Regions from separate parts of the Homo sapiens genome. Here regions 1 and 3 are each linked to region 2. Evidence: chromatin contacts called from ENCODE Hi-C or POLR2A ChIA-PET data. All regions are on one chromosome and are shown on one strand. The core of a region is the stretch at or near the end of the contact, and the rest is flanking DNA. Distances in the headings are between cores, read along the strand shown.

Region 1 (3,680 bases), core at 900-3,399, 530 kb before region 2:
AAAAAAATAAAGAAAAAGTAGTGAAAATCTATAATACTCTTCCCCCAAAAAATGAACACTGGACTATCTCTGGTGGTATAATTCTTGCTTCATTTCTAACACACTTTTAATTATTAATACACAATTGTTCTAACCAGGACAATCTGAAAACTGGTCTTTAAAGACAATCACAAAGAATCACAAAGAGACAATAGCCCTCTGTGATTAAAAGAAAGCCAATGAAAAAGCTTTTTAATCTCCCTATTTTAATTATTTTTAAAATTCTTAGTCTTACTACTGAGTCAGCAGCTATAAGGCATGGGTCAAATAACTGCAACATAAAAACTGTAATTTTAAAAAGACAAAACCAAATACCTACTGAATAATACAGCATCAGACAAATTATTTTTAAAAAATAATCATTATCGTCATCATTAAACCTTCTGAGTACCTCTAAGGTATTTCTCCTAAAAATTTTTTTGGGTCTCTTATTCTTCTAGTAAGTGAAAGCCAGACCTACAAACTATACACACCTATTCACACAAAATATTTCCCCTCTAAGTAAACTACAAAATTTGTGATATATGACACACTATGGCACAGTGTGTTACATATACTCTTTGTAGACAATTTGAATAAGGAAATAATATCACATATACTCTCTGTAGACAATTTGAATACGGAAATTTAGGGCTAATCATAAACATTACCCATGGGCATTCCTCAATACTAATCCTTCTGTTCATTATACACTCAATGTCATTGACCCAAAAAAGCTGGGGGAAAAGCATAGGGTCCAAATTAATGTATAAAAATTTTTTTGCCCAGCCTAAAAATTTGATTCACATGTAACTTTTCTGTAACACTAGTGTTGTGTGCAAGGAGACAGACTCCTTACGGATCTTTCAGCATAACCTAAAACTTAACATGGGTCTTCAGATAACCTAATAAAACAGTGGCTGTTATAGTCAATCAATCCAGCTCTCTAAACAAAGGGCTAGGCTAATCACTCCAGCATTTAGTGATTTAGAAATAACAGAGGTCTCAATTTATTTTTCCCAACTTAATGTACTCACAACAAATGCTTGCATCACCCCATCGCAACTCTCCTTCTTAACAATGAAGGTAAAACTCAGGACCAAAAGAGAGCTCCTAGAGCTGTATTTCATTTGCATTATAAAATCTACAGCAAAATTTTTCATAACTTTACTCTCTGAATTCATGAACTAGGTTGGCGGGGGCAGGAGGGTGAGTATAGAGAAGAACTTCCCTGAAAAGCATGAGTATAAAATATAACTGAGAGTATCTCAATTGTTATATGCCAAATGGCAGGGGCAAAGAGGTTAGTTACTCTAAGGATAACAGAGCATTAAAAATTTTTTTTCTAATTCTTACAAAACTGGTCCCTATTCTATAAAATGTGAACATCCACAACCCAACAAGTTACAGACTAGGATCTAAGACACAGATCTTAAATGCAGATAAAATGCCAATGCTCTGCCTCCCTAAAGAAACGTACAACCCCAAGAACTGCTGAACACCATCAAAGCAACACCCGCCAGAGTGGCTGTTTTAAACATTATATCAGGAAATCATGATAAGTGCTAGCGGTTCCTCTAGGCCTCAGCAGCAGCCTTAGGTATAAGAGCAAACTGGAGCCCTCTTAACACTCAAAGAATAATGTTGATGTCATGACGAGGCTACTGATTCTTCGCACTCCGGACAAGTCATTCCTTGATCCACCGCGCAATTCTTTCCCCACCCACCCCCATCCCCCCAAATAAAGAGATCTCCGGACAGAGAAGCCCTCGGGTACCCCATCCTCCTCTACCTCCAGCGGCTGCCGCTTTCTCCTCCCTCGGGCTCCGAGGTAGGGGCTCCAGAAGGTCCTGGGCAATCCCGAGCCCCGGCGGGGCTTGTTTTGCCCGTGCACGATAGCTCTGGCCAGCAGCTTCCTTTCCCAGTTTGTCCAAACTGGAGCGCTCCAGGGTACCCGGGGACCGAGAAGGGAGCCGGGGTGGCGACGTCGCCGTCGCCGCCGCCTCTGGTATGTCAGGGGCCGGGATTGTATTTCGAAAGATCCGCCATTTTCACCTCGTCATCACCATCACAGCTCAGCAGCTTCCCCGACAGCCGGAGCCCGGGCCGCCGCCGCCGCCGCCACCACCAGTAACCTCCCCCTTCCTCCTCCTCCCCTCCCCGCCCGCCCCACCCGGGAGGCGCACACCCACATATCCGGGGAAGCCTCCCGCCGCCCCGCCAACCTTCAAACGCACAAGGGCCGTGCAAGTGCACACGGGCTACGCCGAGACCTTTCACCCCCGGGCGGAGCACGGGCCCCCGCAGGGACGCCAAAGGAAGTCGCGCCACCTGCGGGGTCCCAAGTCCGGCATATTTTTGTTTGCAAGACCAAAAGCCATGCGGAGGGTGGCATAAGGACAATAAAGAACCCAAACTCTTTCATTTTCAGAGCAGCAACTTGAGAGAGATGGTGGAATGCGTTTCATTCACTGTGGCTATCTCAGGCACTAAAAACACTGTGAAAGACCTTTAATGTCATTCACCAACTTTGACATTTTACCCCACCCGCAGAACTACTTTGACAGGATGAGCTATTTCCATATGCATGTTCGACCTTTGACACCTTTGTCAATTACAGGCAGCAATCCTCATGCAGATGAAGTGGTCAAAATATCTAATTTAAAAAAATAAAGTTCTGAGCTATCTTCCTCTCCAACTTAATTTATCTGGTCATTTCTGTCCATGAACACTGCGACTTCCAATCTGTCATCGGTTTAAGACGTCAAAGCGCAACTAGATTTGAAATGATTGAACTAATTGTAGAAACATTCATGAATGATCGATTTCTAAAATATTGAAAATATAACTCTTAGCTAAAATTATTTGCCAAATGTTTTTTTAGGATCTAAGTCATCAAATTAAAAAAAAACCATCTGCTGCTGATATATTTGTTCTGTACAGTAAAAATAAACAGCTTGCTTCAGAACAAGATCCTAGAGCTACCTACTAGGTAGGTAAGAGTTACCAGCTCTTGTCATCAGTCAGTTGAATAAGTAACCAAAAGAGAACAGAGGTAATTCTTAATCATTTAAAAAATAACAAAACATAAGCTGCAAGGCTTCTGAAGAGATCAGCATTAAAAAAAAAAAAAAAGGAAACTGGCTGCCTTTGTCAATTTTAGAAAGAGTTAACCATCCAAAAGCTGAATTCTGTATCATTCAACCACAACATAAGCTCTGGGCAAACTGAATTTCAAGGCTGCGAACAGGGCCACTCTACTGTCTAAGTTAGTGTAGGAAGAGTAAGGTTGAAGTTGAAGTTGAAAAAGTCATTTCATTTCCCTACCTTGTTTCAATGGCAACTCCATATAAAAGTCGGTAGATTCAGCCTTCAACAAGGGCTGTCCACCACCCACCCCAATTGCTGTTTTTATATGCAGACTACCAGATGCTGAGAGTATAAAGTGTTCTCAATTACTTCATCTTTAAACTTCATTTCCCCACTGACGGCCCCGTCCATCCGCACTCTGCTTGGTTGTTTACCGTTGCTGGCCAAGCTAAGTCCCGGCCCGCTCCCTTCCCCCGTGCACCTCGGGAACATTATGACATTTGGCTGGTGGGCTTCGCGAGGAAAACGGACACGCACGAACAAGAGCCTGTACAAAGGGGCATAGGAAGAAC
Region 2 (3,217 bases), core at 614-3,113:
GAAGCACTTGCTCAAACTTATATGTGTTCGTGCTGCTCTCAATCGAAGACTCCAAATTCCATTTTATTACCATTGCACCATACAGCTGTGGACGAATAATTCTTCCGTAACAGTTAAAACAAAACCAAACCAAAACCATTTTGTGGAGTTTGTTCATGAGCACCAAAAATCACTGGAGAGTGTGTGCACTCAGCACACGCAAAGTTGTGTGTATTATCTCCCTTGTGGGGTAAACTTTGGTACAAGGATTTAGCCTTCCTTAGTTATCTTGGTTTGAGGAAATAAAAGGAAAATAAGAGTTTTGCCTGAACATATGGTGTTAAATATGCCAATATAATATTTGAAGTTTTGCACTCAATATATATAGTGTTTGAAAGCAAGGACTTTGGGCAGCTTTCGGTAGTTGCGTTTTCCGTGTTTTTCTAAACTAGCCAACCTTACAGAGGTTTAATTTTGAGAAACCAAGCTCCTAACACTTCTTCATTCATAACCCTTTTTTTTTTTTTTTAGACTGAGTCTCACTCTGTCTCCCAGGCTGCAGTGCAGTGGCACGATCTCGGCTCACTGCAACCTCCTCCTCCCGGGTTCAAGTGATTCTCCTGCCTCAGCCTCCTGAGTAGCTGGGACTACAGGCGTGCGACACCACGCGGGGCTAATTTTTTTGTATTTTTAGTAGAGACGGGGGTTTCGCCATGTTGGCCAGGCTGGTGTTGAACTCCTAACCTCAGATGATCTGCCCGCCTCGCCTCCCAGAGTGCTGGGATTACAGGCGTGAGCCACCGCGCCCGGTCCATAACCTGGTTTTAATCATCAAGTTATAATTTTTTCCGTTCTTAGTGTGGGAGGGGGCTTGTGACAGCTACCTGGCAGTAAGTACTTAAGGCAGACATCTACATTCTTTACAGAGGGGCTTGTCACTTCGTTGGCTCCCCACTTCCTCCACACCCTGGGCAGGGACCATTTTCTCTGCAATATTTGCTATCAGCGCTGTTTCAATTCAGTTTGCTGGCCCTCTCAGTTTTTTTCCAGCTTGAAACAACACCTGAAAAGTACCTGTAAGAGATTTTGGTCGAATTCAGCGGCAATCTGGAAAATCCCTTCTCAAAATCCCTTCTGCTCATTCTTAAAAATAGTTCTGGTCTCTAAGAGAACAGCAATGTAGTAAATAACATACAGGGTTTTGCCCTTCGTTGCTCTGATAAGGGCTGGCGCGGTAGAAGCGCGGAGCCTGAACACCCAGGAGACACCTGTCAGCTTGGTGAATGAAGGCTTGCGCCGGCCTGGCATTTCTGCTACGCCTAAGCGCGGATAGTATTGGCTGAATGGTAGGGGAAGGTGTGGTTGGAATCTTCCCCCAGAAAGGGAGTGACAGATACTTAGCCGCAGGGTTTCTGTGCCAGGGAGATGGCGGCTCAGTGGGCTAGGCAACGCGTGGAGAGAGCTTCCTACTCTCGGGATAAGCAAGATTGAGCCCCACAGCTGTAGGCCATGTGGGGAAGGAGGTGTGGAAGCCAGAAGCGGCGTACACGGCTGCGTGGTGCGCTCTGCGTTTTCCTGTCCTTGGAAGCCCTTTCCAAGAGTTCGTTTTACACCCACACAAACAAGACCTCAAGCGTCCCAGATACGTCAGCAGTTCATTCTGCGGGTGAAGAAAATATTGACATTTTTCAGATGAAAACTCTCCTCCTGAAAGGACCTTTGCTGAGTGCTGGGGGAGGCGGGGCGCGGGGAAGAACGGAGACCGCCCAGGAGGCTGCGGCACTCCTGGGCTAAGTACTGCCAGGGAGCTCCCCCGTTGGGTGACGGAGGAGGTGGGGCGAGGGCAGCGCGCAGAAATAGGGCGCTGGGCGCCCGAGCGCAGCCAGCTTCCAGCACAGCCCGCGGCCCGGTGCCAGCTCCGCCGGCGACCGGTGTGCCAAAGTGCGGTGCTCCCGCAGGGAACCTGGCTCGGGGAGGGCCTCCGTGAGTCATCTGCTGAGTTGTCGCAATCGCCACCCAGAGGAAATCAGGCACCGGGCGGGGCGGGTTCCTGGCTGCGCTCGCGCGCTCTGCCCGCGCCGCGGTGTGCCTCCGCTTACCCGCAGCTCCGACCACTGGCTCGCGCTACCCAGGTCTCCGCACGCCGCGGTGGCTTCAGCCCAGACCTGGGCAGCCAGCGGAGAAAGAGTTAACTGGCAGGGGCGAGGAGGAGCCCAGGGAGGAAGGAAGGATATTGCCGTAATTCTGAAAGTTTTTTTCCTTCCTCTCTTCCCTTCGCAGAGGTGAGTGCCGGGCTCGGCGCTCTGCTCCTGGAGCTCCCGCGGGACTGCCTGGGGACAGGGACTGCTGTGGCGCTCGGCCCTCCACTGCGGACCTCTCCTGAGTGGGTGCGCCGAGTCATGGAGGGCGCAGAGCTGGCCGGGAAGATCCTTTCCACCTGGCTGACGCTGGTTCTCGGCTTCATCCTTTTACCTTCGGTCTTCGGAGTGTCTCTGGGCATCTCCGAGATCTACATGAAGATCCTAGTGAAAACTTTAGAGGTGAGTGCCGGGAGGGATGCAGCCAGCCCCACACCGCTGCGGGCTGAGAACCCGGGGGTCCAGTTCTCAAGGTCAGTGGTCGCGAGTCAGGGGTGTGTGTGCGCGCGTGTGCATGCGTGCGTGCATTTCTGTTCCTTGCCCGCAGCAGTGCGAAAGTCAGCATCTCGGCTTCTTTCGCGGAGCTGGAGGGATCTAGGCTGGAACCACTGGACCACTCTGTTGTTTCTCTGGTCGAAGGCGAAAAAATCATTCCACTCCCTGAGCATCGTTATTATTTTACTGATTAGAATAACAACAATGCGACCAACTTTTTGTATCAGAGGATTTGCTTATATCCATTATGCAGTGCAGTTTCCGCTTCACCCGCTTGTTTTTACAGCCCCAGGTTTCAGAGGTCCTTTTGTGTACTAAGGCATCCAGTTCAGAAAGGCATCATGTTCTTCTTTATGCCCAAGATAAGAGACCAATTGCTGGATGGCAGAAAGAAATCTTATTTTATTTTAGTGGAGTCATGGAAATTTTATCTAACCAACAGCACTTGAAATGCCATTGAAAAGGTATATATTCTTTGACCTCAGGTCTCCCTACCCTCCTGTTTCCAAATCCTGCAAAGAAAAATGTTAGATGGAAGTAGGCCTGGTAGAGAACAACTGCAGCTTACTCTTAGGGTTTTATTAAGTGTCAAAAGGCTGGGTAGG
Region 3 (3,202 bases), core at 703-3,202, 640 kb before region 2:
TAAAATGGTGCAGCCACTAGGGAAAATAATCTGGCACTTCCTCAAGAAGCTAAACACAGTTATCTTATGACTCACCAATTCCACTCTTAGGTGTGTAATCAGGAAAATGAAAACATTTGTCCACACAAAAACTTGTACACAAATGTTCATAATAGTAAAAAAAAAAATTGGAAAACCCAAATGTCCACCAACTGTTGAACGGATAAACAAAATCTGCTACATCCATAAAATGGAGTACGATTCAGCAATAAAAAATAAAGTACTGATACGTGCTATAAGATGGATGAACTCTGAAAACATTCCAAGTGAAAGAAGCCAGTCACAAAGACCATATATTAGTTCATAATTCCACTTACATGAAGTGTACAGAGCAGGCAGAGGCACACGGAAACTAAATTAGTGTTTGCTGAGCGGGGTGGGGGAATATTTGGAGGTGCTGCTAGTAAGAATGAGGTTTCTTTCTGGAGTGATGAAAATGTTCTAATATTGATTGTGACTGTTCCACAATTCTGTGCATATACTAAAACCCACTGAATTGTACACTTTAAACCAATTAGTTGTGTGGTATGAGAATTATATCTGAGTAAAACTGTTACAAAAATATAAGGCAACTAATTTTTTCCTTAAAGATAGCTAAAAACAATGTTATTTTTATTCAGCCTCACTCGGGTCTTAATTGGTTGAGCAGGAAAAGGCTCTAACAGCCCAACCAACTTACAGTATTTAAATCCAGTTCTTACTCTCTGCACACACCTTACAGCCAAAAAGTATTTGCCCTGCACATCCCCCAGGGACCAATTTTTCCAAAGTTCCTTGACCATCTATCCTTAGGCCATGTGACTTTTAAGGAACCATAACCAAAAGCTATTAATTCCATTCAGAGAAGATACAAGCATATTATAATGGAAAACTGGTGTGAATAAGTAATACCTTAATATGTATCTTCGGCTGTAATCTGGACAAAGTAAACACAAAGGGGAAAAAGAAGCAATCTTGTTAGGCCTGGATATTTGGAATTATTTTTGTGTGCTATACAAAGAAACGGAAAAGTTGCAAACCCTTCTCTGTTTTCTGTATGCTAAGGATCTCCTTCTCAGAGACAAAAACCCACTGGCCCGTTTCCTTCTCTAAGCAAATTGAAATCTCTTCCTCAAACATAAGAGCTTATAACTAAGACATTGTTCTAAGCTCTATCTCCTGAAAGCTATTCATAATGCCTCATTCCCAACCAAAACCACTTAATTGCCCCTTGTCCCCTGCCCCTATTACTACTGAGGAGCCCCAAGAACCTTACCTTATTTCCTTCATTGTGGCAAAGTGTTTCAGAAAAGGGTTCCTTGAATTAAAAGTCGGCGTATCCTATTTGACTCCTGCTCCTCCGGTATCACATACCTACAGCCAACCATGCCAAGAGCTTCCCCATTATCTCCGCATCGGAGAGCTACAAGATAAAGCGCAAGAACACGACACGCATCTCAGTAAATCATATATTTTTGGCCCGACTCTGTCTTCAACACACCTAAGGCACCGTGTTTTATCCCTCTTCCATACCCTTTCCTCCCGATATCCTCCAGTTTCAGAGACCGCACCCGGAGACCCATTGGCAGGTTCCTGGATTCGCCTCAATTTTGGTCCTGCCTCTCTGCTTCGCATTTTCAGGCTTGGCCTCACAAGAAGGACGATGGCGCCAGATTGTGCCAGAATGGGTGAAAACAGAAGGAAAATAAACCGGTTGCAGCAAAACCCACTATTCCGCCTCCAACGCGGAGGGAGGAGCGGTCAAATGCACGTCTTCAGGCTCAGGCCCTTCCGATTGGCTGCTGGGACACAACGTGGCCTGTCATTGGCTACGGCACCGGCGCAGGGCCTTCGGAGAGGAAGTGTGGAAGTCCCGCGCCTCTAAAGCCCGCCTTTCGTGACAAATAAAGGTCGTAGCCGCAGAGTCAACGGGCGGAGCTAAAGTGGTCGTGATTCATGCTGTCGCGGGAACCCCGAAGGTGGGGCCCCACGTAACAAGAAGATGACCCGAAGTTGCTCCGCAGTGGGCTGCAGCACCCGTGACACCGTGCTCAGCCGGGAGCGCGGCCTCTCCTTCCACCAGTGCGTATGGGAGCAGCCTCGAAGCCTTCGAACTCCCTGCGGGGCCCGGCGGGCCGTGGCGTGGCGTGGGGCGGGGCCGGGCCGCACTGTGGGTCGCGCCGCGTGTGTGACGCGACGTGACGTGCGCAGCGTCGGGGCGTGGGAGCGGAATTGGGGCACTGTGAGAATTGAGATTCTCTCTCTTCCCGCCCAGTGTTTACCTCTGAATAGCCGGTTCTCGCACCGCCTACCGCTTTAAGGAGAGTTACGCGAAAGGAGTCCTCCATTAATTGGATGGTCTTATTATTTGAAGTGAGGAGGCCGAAAGGGAAGGCAGTTTAGGACAACGGTTGAAGTGTGTGTGTGGCGTCTTCCTGAGCACGAGTACAGATCAGTTTTCTCCTGTACTGCCTGACATTGCAAGTTCTTAAGTGCTGTTAGCCGAGCTGTGCAAGGCCGGTCCGATTCTGGCTGGATTTGATCATGGCAGGGAAGTTTCATTTGGCTCGACAGTGGGGAAGAATTTCAGATCAGTCTTATCTGAACTCATATCCATGGTTCAGACTGGTATAGGTCATTCAGTATTCAGGGTACACTAGCAAGTAGAAAAGTGGGTAAAATAGATCCTCACAGACAAAAGGAGCAGATTTATGGAAAGATCAAAAAGAACTTTATGGTTGGAAAGGGGGGGTAGGAAGAGGGTAGTTAGGAATGGCATGGGAAAATGTAAAGGATAGAAAGTGCAAATATAGAGGAGTGGAAAAGTACCTGAGAAACCATTTTAAAAATGTAAATGCCAGGTTAAGGAGTTTAGAGTATGTATGGTAGGCTATGTATAAAATTCATTGATTTTTTTTTTTTTTTGTTTTCTATTTTTTAAATAGGGCTGATTCCTCCACCTAAATTGTTAGCAGTGTGAACCAACTCATTGTGTATGTGAGACCATAATTGATTTGGGATTTTTCTTGTGATAGAGGTAGTTTTAAACTAGGGAGACATGAATTCCAATTTTAATTGAGTATTTACTGATGTCTGTACTTGGCTCTGGGTCTTGGTTTCTTCTTCTGTAAGAGGAATAAAAACCTGCCTTGTAGAATTTTGTAAAACTAAAACGTAAGACTTT

The links. A loop is a pair of places that touch in the nucleus more often than their neighbours do. ChIA-PET counts read pairs that join two places held with the same protein, here RNA polymerase II (POLR2A). Pooled maps may share reads with other maps.
Region 1: a pooled map shows a loop between it and region 2 (7-fold over the local background). The contact joins the promoter of LIN54 here to the promoter of GPAT3 in region 2. A Hi-C loop is called at or near these places in 12 of 50 pooled maps. POLR2A ChIA-PET finds 5 or more read pairs at or near these places in 3 of 52 experiments (Caco-2, K562 and activated T-cell).
Region 3: a map of naive thymus-derived CD4-positive, alpha-beta T cell shows a loop between it and region 2 (5-fold over the local background). The contact joins the promoter of THAP9 here to the promoter of GPAT3 in region 2. A Hi-C loop is called at or near these places in 1 of 168 maps with a recorded cell type or tissue (naive thymus-derived CD4-positive, alpha-beta T cell) and 11 of 50 pooled maps. POLR2A ChIA-PET finds 5 or more read pairs at or near these places in 2 of 52 experiments (GM10248 and activated CD4-positive, alpha-beta T cell).

Annotation. Positions count from the first base shown.
Region 1 is chr4:83,008,674-83,012,353 of GRCh38, forward strand. It overlaps LIN54 (lin-54 DREAM MuvB core complex component), which reads right to left and starts at 2,150. Exons shown (of 13, transcript NM_194282.4): 1 at 1,811-2,150. RefSeq lists an enhancer at 1,990-2,089 and a silencer at 2,160-2,239.
Region 2 is chr4:83,534,245-83,537,461 of GRCh38, forward strand. It overlaps GPAT3 (glycerol-3-phosphate acyltransferase 3), which reads left to right and starts at 1,864. Exons shown (of 12, transcript NM_032717.5): 1 at 1,864-2,519. The coding sequence starts at 2,379.
Region 3 is chr4:82,898,783-82,901,984 of GRCh38, forward strand. THAP9 (THAP domain containing 9) reads left to right here and starts at 1,953. Exons shown (of 5, transcript NM_024672.6): 1 at 1,953-2,100. The coding sequence starts at 2,021. It overlaps THAP9-AS1 (THAP9 antisense RNA 1), which reads right to left and starts at 2,134. Exons shown (of 4, transcript NR_034077.1): 1 at 1,552-2,134; 2 at 1,295-1,441. It also overlaps a transcript of SEC31A not described here. RefSeq lists enhancers at 1,398-1,917, 1,533-1,652, 1,918-2,437 and a silencer at 1,963-2,312.